2 separate regions of the Homo sapiens genome follow, and region 2 is linked to region 1. Evidence: chromatin contacts called from ENCODE Hi-C or POLR2A ChIA-PET data. All regions are on one chromosome and are shown on one strand. Each heading gives the region's core, a stretch centred on a gene start or an enhancer-like site at or near the end of the contact. The rest is flanking DNA. Distances are from core to core; before and after follow the strand shown. Region 1 overlaps PPFIA4 (PPFI scaffold protein A4). Region 2 overlaps LOC124904487 (a long non-coding RNA gene).

Evidence for each region. A loop is a pair of places that touch in the nucleus more often than their neighbours do. ChIA-PET counts read pairs that join two places held with the same protein, here RNA polymerase II (POLR2A).
Region 2: a loop to region 1 is called in a map of sciatic nerve, with 3 times the contacts of the local background. The contact joins two enhancer-like sites. A Hi-C loop is called at or near these places in 1 of 168 maps with a recorded cell type or tissue (sciatic nerve). POLR2A ChIA-PET finds 5 or more read pairs at or near these places in 1 of 52 experiments (H1).

The regions. Positions count from the first base shown.
Region 1 is chr1:203,037,306-203,041,052 of GRCh38, reverse strand. It overlaps PPFIA4 (PPFI scaffold protein A4), which reads right to left. Exons shown (of 30, transcript NM_001304331.2): 2 at 1,811-2,443. The coding sequence starts at 2,044. Among named protein-coding and RNA genes, the nearest start is that of PPFIA4, 13 kb to the right of the region's middle. RefSeq lists an enhancer at 1,640-1,799. Within about 2 kb of position 1,537, at least 9 of the 41 ENCODE cell types and tissues checked have a DNase peak (open chromatin) inside an H3K27ac peak, as active enhancers do.
Region 2 is chr1:203,423,563-203,427,689 of GRCh38, reverse strand. LOC124904487 (a long non-coding RNA gene) reads left to right here. Exons shown (of 2, transcript XR_007066805.1): 2 at 1-644. Among named protein-coding and RNA genes, the nearest start is that of BMNCR, 18 kb to the right of the region's middle. Within about 2 kb of position 1,894, at least 4 of the 41 ENCODE cell types and tissues checked have a DNase peak (open chromatin) inside an H3K27ac peak, as active enhancers do.

The sequences.
Region 1 (3,747 bases), core at 288-2,787:
TCTCTCCCTCTCCTGAAAGCCATTTGGAGGAGTGGTCAAGAACACCAACTTGGGAGTCCATCATTCAACCACAAATATTTGTGAGCACCTATCATGTACCAGGTCCTGTGCAGATCACTGGGGATATAGTGACAAGAAAGACACAACCCCTGACCTCATGAAGCTTCAGTGTGGGAAGTCAAGTAGGCCTGGGATCAAATCTCAGCTCTGCCCCTGTTAGCTGTATGATCTTGAATAAGTTACCTAATCTCTCTGAGCCTCATTCTCTGATCTGTAAGACAGACGTAACAGTCCTCCCTCCAGGTGCTGGTATGAGAGTCAAATGAGCCAATGTATAGAAAGCACTTAGCCCAAGCCCATCAAAAGCAGCTATTTTTATCACTGATACTGTGCTTAATAACCCTTTTGGGCCTCTCTTATCTTCCTCTGCATTCTCTCCGGTCACATGGGTGGTGTATCTCCTTCCTAGTCTATGAGCTCCTTGGTGGCAGGAACTAGTTCATTCACTCTAGGGCAACTTCAGAGCCTCGTGCACAGTGAAAGAGGAGGTCCCCACCTGCCCACCCAACTGCTTCACCAGGGCTCTGTATTCTTGTCCACCAAGCATCACTTTTGTGTAGGAAACTCACCCACTCAGGCCCAGCCCTTGTTCTCTTCCCCACACACTGGGAAGGGCCTGGCGCTGAGGCTTGAGCTCTTCGGCTCCTCAGGGCTGCCTTCCCAACCCCAGCAGCGCCCCCACTGGGTCAGGGTAGGCTATGCCATGTGTCCACAGCTGGCTTTCAATACCCATCTCTCTGCTCATACGAGGGGCAGAGAGGGCAGGATGTTCCCACAGTCACTGTGAGCACTGTCTCACAGACACACAACCCCCAGCCCTCTCTGGGTCTGGTTATCAGGCAGAGTTCACAGCTTCTTTGACAAGCAGCAGCTAAACAGCCCAAGAACCAAATCATCCAGGCTCCTGCTCCCTCCTGCATTCCCAGAGCATGCGCCATGCCTGGAATATCTACCAAGTGGGTGATAAGCAGGCATCAGCAGGGAGCTCCCAGGCCAATGCAGTGAGGGAGAAATAGGTGCAGTGGTGAGAAACTTAGCCCCAGGCTCAGTTCCTGCCTCCACCACACACTACCTGCATGGCCACGAGCAACTTACTCATCTCCCCAGCTTTAGTTCCGTGATTTGTACAATGGGATGATGGTGGTAACAGCACCAACTTCAGGGTTGTAAGAGTTTAGTGAGAGAATCCTTATAAAGTGCTTGGTCCACAGAAAGGACACAGTACACGGGACTACAGGACAGCTGGTGGTTGTGCTGTTGAGTGTGAGACAGGATGTCGAGACATCTGGCTGCTAGATTCAGCCCTGCCTATCATCTTCCATGTGATGTCTCTTGCTTTTTTGATCTATGCAATAACGGAGCTGGACGAGATGATCTCTAAGAACTCACCCATCTCTACTGTCTGTGATTCCCCACCCACCTCCAAGAATAGGGCACTGGAGAGGAGTACGCAGGGAGGAGGTTTCTTTCCAGTCTAGGGTGCCACCTACTGGCCGCCTGAGCTCACTGTAGCTGACACCTATGGCTGCGTTTTTCTACCCACATCAAATTCCATCCATTTCACCTTCCAGACTGAGGAGCATGGGAGTGACAGGGAAAGAATTCACGTAGAGAGATGAAGGAGAGTAAATGCTCAGTGAATTCCAATTATTGATATGCAAATAGATGCAGATGAGCTGAGGGCCCAGTGGATCTAGCAGGGCTAGAGGAGGGAAAGGGGTTAAGAGAGACGCAGGCCTTCGGGCCTTACCTGGGGGAGGGCGGAGTTAAGGTGGCGCTGGAGCTGGTCCCGCTCGTGTATGGCATCCTGGAGCCGGCTCTGTGTGGCCGCCAAGGTCTCCTGACTCTCCCGAAGAGACTCCAGCAACTTCTCCCGCTCGTCCAGCATGTTCACCATCAGCTGCTCGAAGTTGGCGTCAGCATCGGCGCCATGAGGGGGACCCAGGCGGTCCCCCTCATTGATTGTGGGCATCACCTCACACATGGTGGGGGTTGGCAGGGCCTTCTCAGCGTCAGGGGACAGGGAGGGACTCACAGGGTTGGCACCTCCAGGGGAACCCAGTGCATGGGTCTCAGAGTGGGCAGTGCCAGGCGAGTGGACAGGTGGGCAGGGGCTTCTCCCATAGCATCAGTTGCTTTTGCTCTGAAAGGGGCCTGGGGTCTGGAGTGCCCCTGTGGAACTGAGCCAGAAGGCCTGGCTTAACTTCTCAGGGCTGGGGCTGGGTGCCCTGTGTCCCCAGACATGCAGACAGCAGCCGAATGTGGCCATGACAGGCAGGGACAGCAGGGCTGGAAGATGGCCCTTCTCTTAGACTGAGTGCCGGAGGCTGGCAGAGTCCCAGCTGGATCTAGCGACACCCATCGTTTCTGGAGGGCAGTGTGTCTGTGGGAAAAGAGACTGCTGTGAGTACCAACTGGGTGGAGAAGGGCATCAGGGGAGGGGGTGGAGCAGAGGAGACAGGACCTGAACTAGAACATGGGGGAGGAGAGGGAGGTGCTGGCGCATGCCCCTTCTCCAGGCTTACTCACTCTGATGGCACCTCCTTAGTTCTCCCAAGGAATGCACATGCCTACTGCCCAGCCTCTGCCTCCCCCTGCTCCCCACAGCTGTCAGAAGTGCAGCCGCAGTGGCAGTGGTTCCCCTACCCACGTGGCTCACTGGCCAAATATAGAAATGATTCAGTCAGCGGCAGGGGAGCAGCCGGCAGGATGCCCAGAGTCCTCCTGAGACCTGGGGGTTGGAGGGGAGGAAATAGGGTCTCTGTGCCACCCCCAACCTTTTCCCCATCACTTAAGCCAACCAAGGCAAATGCAGATGGGTAGAAAGGACTCTTAGTGGGAGTGGCTGTGAGTCCTAAAGGCTGGACTCTTGGGGTCCTAGGAAACAGGGGCAGAGTAGTTCCTGCCCTGGATACTGGCACAACATGGCTAAGGGTTTGGAGAGGCACAGACTGGGTACTGGGGCAGGCAGAGAGCCCTGACCTGCTACATTGCCCATAATTCAGGGAGGAGGCTCTGGCTCAAGTCATTCCCCATTTCCAAAACCTGCCAAGGAGGACAGCACGCAGGCCTAGCAGACAGCAGGCTTGGATTCGGAGTTCACAGCCTCCTACCTTTGCATCAGAGCAGGGACTGAATGATGGAAAGGAACCCAGGGGTGATATAGAGGTGCAGGGTGCCACTCTCCTAGGGTGGGGCTACAGTGTGGCCCCTATCATGGCTGAGAATCTGCTCTCTTGGCGTCATTACCCATTGCTGACACTGCAGAAGTCACCAGTGAGGTCAGTCAGCATGTGCATAGCCTGGCTCTGCTGATACGTTGAGCCTGGCACAGGAGCCCAATGGTCAGAGCAAAGGAAGCCGGCGATGAAGTAACAGGAAAGTAATGAGAAAAAGGCCGCATGCAGCGAGGGATTTCTCTGCCTACAATCAGATTCCAACCTCCCTGTCTACGTTAGAAAGCTACCACCTTAGTCGTTTTTCAGAGAGGACTGTCTTCAGAGGTCCCAGTTGCAGGACAGAAGGGGTGTGAAGCCCTCAGCACAGCAATAGGCACACTGGAGGTGGCCCAAAAATGATATTTTCCCTCCTTCCCCTCTCTCTTATCTTATGGGAGACACAATGAAAGCCTTCTGTCTACCCTCGGGGTGAGAATAACAGGCAGACTAGGAGGGTCAGGGTGGACAA
Region 2 (4,127 bases), core at 645-3,144, 390 kb before region 1:
TTCCAGTGCAATGCATCAAACCATACCATGGCATGGCTGGGACCCAATGCAGTACTGGAAATGAAGAATGTGAGCCTGTAGGACCCGCAGCCCCGGACAATGCAGCTTCCTCGGACAACACAGGTCCCGGATGGGGAATGTGAAATAGACAACTGGGGGATGCTAAATAAGACAACTCAGGAGGCTAAGTGAATCACAGACACCATTCACTCCAGATAATCTGTTCCTTGCTATGCTGTCTGTTGTACATTGCAACTCTTGTAAGGATGCAAAGCTGGAACACAAGCTGTAACCGCTGCACCTGTCAAACCTGTCGCTGCACACATCTGTACGCTTCAATCAACTAAACCTGATGCAAAAAACAGAAAAGGGAGAGATGTAGGGGATCACTCAGAGTGGTGGGAAAAACTATAGGGAAAGGACACAAACCTTCTGAAAGGTTGGAAGGGTCTGCAGAGCCCCTGGGGAGAATAGCTGGAAGCAGCTGTTCTATAACCCTGAGACAGAGGGCAAGGAGTAGATACAAGGGAGTGTGGGGGGAATTGATCTTAAACAATCTTGTTATGTTGACCAGGAACTGACCTTTGATCATCCCTGCATGTGAAGTTCCCTGAAAGGGGAACAATAAATGTTAATTACCTTCAGGTTGTGTTGGCTCCAGGTTTTCAGCATTGCACCTGCCCTGAATAAAAGCAAGCAGCTCCAGCTTCCCAGGGCTGCGCTCTGGCCACTTGCACCAGGCAGTCCTCTGGCTGCTCTTACATTGCATACCTATGTCTGAGTACTCATTTCATCTGTCAGCCGGGGTCTGCAGGACAGACCTGGCACATTGTAGCCCTAGCACCCCATGAATCGAAGGGATTGCACTTTTCCAGAAACCAAGAACTGATTGGATGGGGGCTGATCAAAGTGGTATTAGAACCTTACTCCCTGCCTCTTAAATAATGCTCTACCCCTCCTAGCCCCTAACTCCTTGGTCCTGGCCTTTAATAACATGTGAGAAACTGAAGAAGGTCCCCAAAAAGTAATGCGAAGGACACAGAGGTCAGAAGGGGACAGAAGAAGAAAGGGGAGGCTGAGGGGAGGCCAGAAGCCCCGTGACAGATGTGGAGCAAGACATTGACCTGTTGATCCCACCGCCTCAGAGGCCAGCAGGAAGAAATGAGCCGCACTGAGGAAAGTCCACACAGAAAGTGGTTCCCAAGGGAAGGTGAGGGATTCCATCTGGGGGAACAGAAATTAGAATCAGCAACCAAACATGAGTCCAGGTTCTGGGCTCAGACCCTCGTGGACTGCTATTGAGGCACAAATGACAAATCTAAACTGCTATGGAATGGCATGAATGTGGCGATTTGAAGTGTTCTGAAATCTAGGAAAGGGAAGTGGGCAAGCCCCATGGCAGGGCACTCAGAATCTCCAGGAGGCTCTTCTCAGAGAACAAACACCCCACATGAAAACCTATTTGAGAATTACCCACCTAAAATGATGCTGAAGTGTAACTGCCTGAGAATGTTAACAAAAAATGATTTAAACTGAAAAGGTTTTTCATTTTTAGGTGAAGAAACAGATTCAGAGAGGTAAAATGAATTGTCTAAGATCATAGTTAGTGGCAGAACTGGAACTGAAACCTAGGGATATATATTTGTGAAAAGTTTTTTAAAACAGCGTGGCTGAGAACCAACCAATCGCATCAGACTCTCCTGTGTGCCTTGGTAAAATGCAGATTCCTAGACTCCACAGAGCTAGGGAATCAGAGTCCTTGGGGATGAGCCTTGGAAATGTATTCTTTTTTCTTTCCTTACCAAGTTCCCAAGAGCTAGAAAAGGAAATGTATTCTTAATAAGCTCACAAGGTGAGGTGACTCATATGTACATTAAGCTTCAGAGCCAGCAGTTTAGATAGGTTTGCTGATGGTAGACAGATGGAGTCCAAGACCTCTGAAGTGCCTCCCAGTCAAGGAAGCTGGGAATCTATGATGTAGGTACAGCATAGGGTAGCTGCAGCCCCCTCCCCTCTCTTTGTATAGAGGTCATCTCAGGAACTTCCAGGAAGAGTCAAATAAAGAGCTGTCACACACCCTAGAGCTGGAATCTGCACCCTCCACACCAACCCCTTTGCACAGCCTGTCTGCTCTGCATGATCCTGCAGCTGGTTACTGCAGCCTGGAAGAGCTGAGACAGAGAAGACAGACGTGGGGAGGGAGAATAACAATAATAAACAGACCTTAGACAAGAGGCTGCTGCATGGATCTCATTCAGCTGTTTACTCAGGACAATAGGTTATCTTGCGGGGGTCTGTTTTGGCTTGAGTGTGCCCATCAGTCCAGGCCAGCAGGCTTCTGCCCTGTGCCTGTCATTGCCAGGCTGTCAGGAGATGTGTCATAGTTTGCTTTTCTCTGAATTCCAATCACTGTCTACTGTTGCAGCTGAACCTGACTTTTTCAGATGTTGCTCACTGTCTGCTGTTACTGGTCCCCCATCACCTGATCCACTGCACCACAGAGTATGAGTTTGGGCAGGAGGGCAAGTCCACAAACCCAGGCCATGCAAACTGCCCTGTCCATCCTTCCCACTAAGCTCCAACTGAACTAGATGACATCGTCTGCTCCAATTGGGCTGTTTCCAATTCCCCAAACACACCTGGCACCCTCCCATCCCACACTGAGATTTTGCTCTTGCTGTTTCCCCTGCCTGGAAGTCCTTCCCCACATCGTCCAGCATATTCTACTCATTCTTTAGGGCCATGGCAGACATTGCTTGTTGCATAACCTTCATCTCTTCTCCCCTTCTTCATTTACAGTCCATTGATTTTGTTTAAGGAAGGGAGATCAATATGCCATCCTAAAAATATTGCTTCCAGGCTCCCTCGTTGCTAGAAGTGATAATGTAACACAGTTCTAGCCAATGGGATTTATGTATTTACTTATTTTGGAGACAGGGTCTCGCTCTGTCACCCAGGCTGGAGTGCAGTGGCATGATCTCGGCTCACTGCAGCCTCAAACTTCTGGGCTCAAACAATCCTCCCACCTCAGCCTTCCAAGTAGCTGGGACTACAGGCACACGGCACCATGCCCAGCTATTTTTTAATATTTATTTTTATCTTTTAATTTCCTTAAAATAAAAAAGGAAGAGACAGCTGGCCTGTGTCTGGCATGTGTGTTTTGTTTTTCCCCTTCTTGCTCCCTGGAAAGTCTAAGCCTGGGGGTAGAGTAGCCAATTTATAACCAAGAGGATAAAGACCACATGTTAAGGATGCTGGCCTGGAAGACAGAAGGAGCCTAGGTCCTTCATGACATCTTGAGGTTTGCACCGTCCTATCTCCACACTTCTTATAACAAGAGACAAATAAACCTCTATTTGTTTAAACCTCGTAGTCAGGTTTCTGTTACATGCAGCCAAATGCAGTCCTAACCGATACAATGGCTTATCTAAATATATAAATTTATTTATTTATTTACTTATTTAAAGAGAGATGGGGGCTTGTTTTGTGGCCCAAGCTGGTCTTGAACTTCTGGGCTCAAGCAATCCTCCCACTTCTGCCTCCCAAAGTGCTGGGATTACAGGCATGAGCCACCTCACCCGACCTCTCCCTCCATTTCTAATCATCCTGGCTGGATAGGCTCCTTCCTCCCTCTGTGCTCAGTTTGCCCCTAATTCCTCTCCCAGGGCAGTTCTCTCTCTCTTTTTTCTTTTTTTTTTCTTGAGACGGAGTTTCGCTCTTGTTGCCCAGGCTGGAGTTCAATGGCATGATCTCGGCTCACCACAACCTCCGCCTCCCGGATTCAAGCGATTCTCCTGCCTCAGCCTCCCGAGTGGCTGGGATTACAGGCATGCGCCACCATGCCTGGCTAATTTTGTATTTTTAGTAGAGAAGGGGTTTCTCCATGTTGGTCAGCCTGGTCTCGATCTCCTGACCTCAGGTGATCCACCCACCTCAGCCTCCCATAGGTGGGATTACAGGCATGAGCCACCACGCGTGGCCAATTCTCTTTACCTACATGCTCATTGTATATTAGTCTCAGCAACTTCGATGTGAGCACCTTGAAGGAATGAGCCTTCCTCTTCCTGGTAACTCCTCACAGGAGCACCTGATCTTCGGAGATGCCTGGTAGAGATGATTGAAAAGAA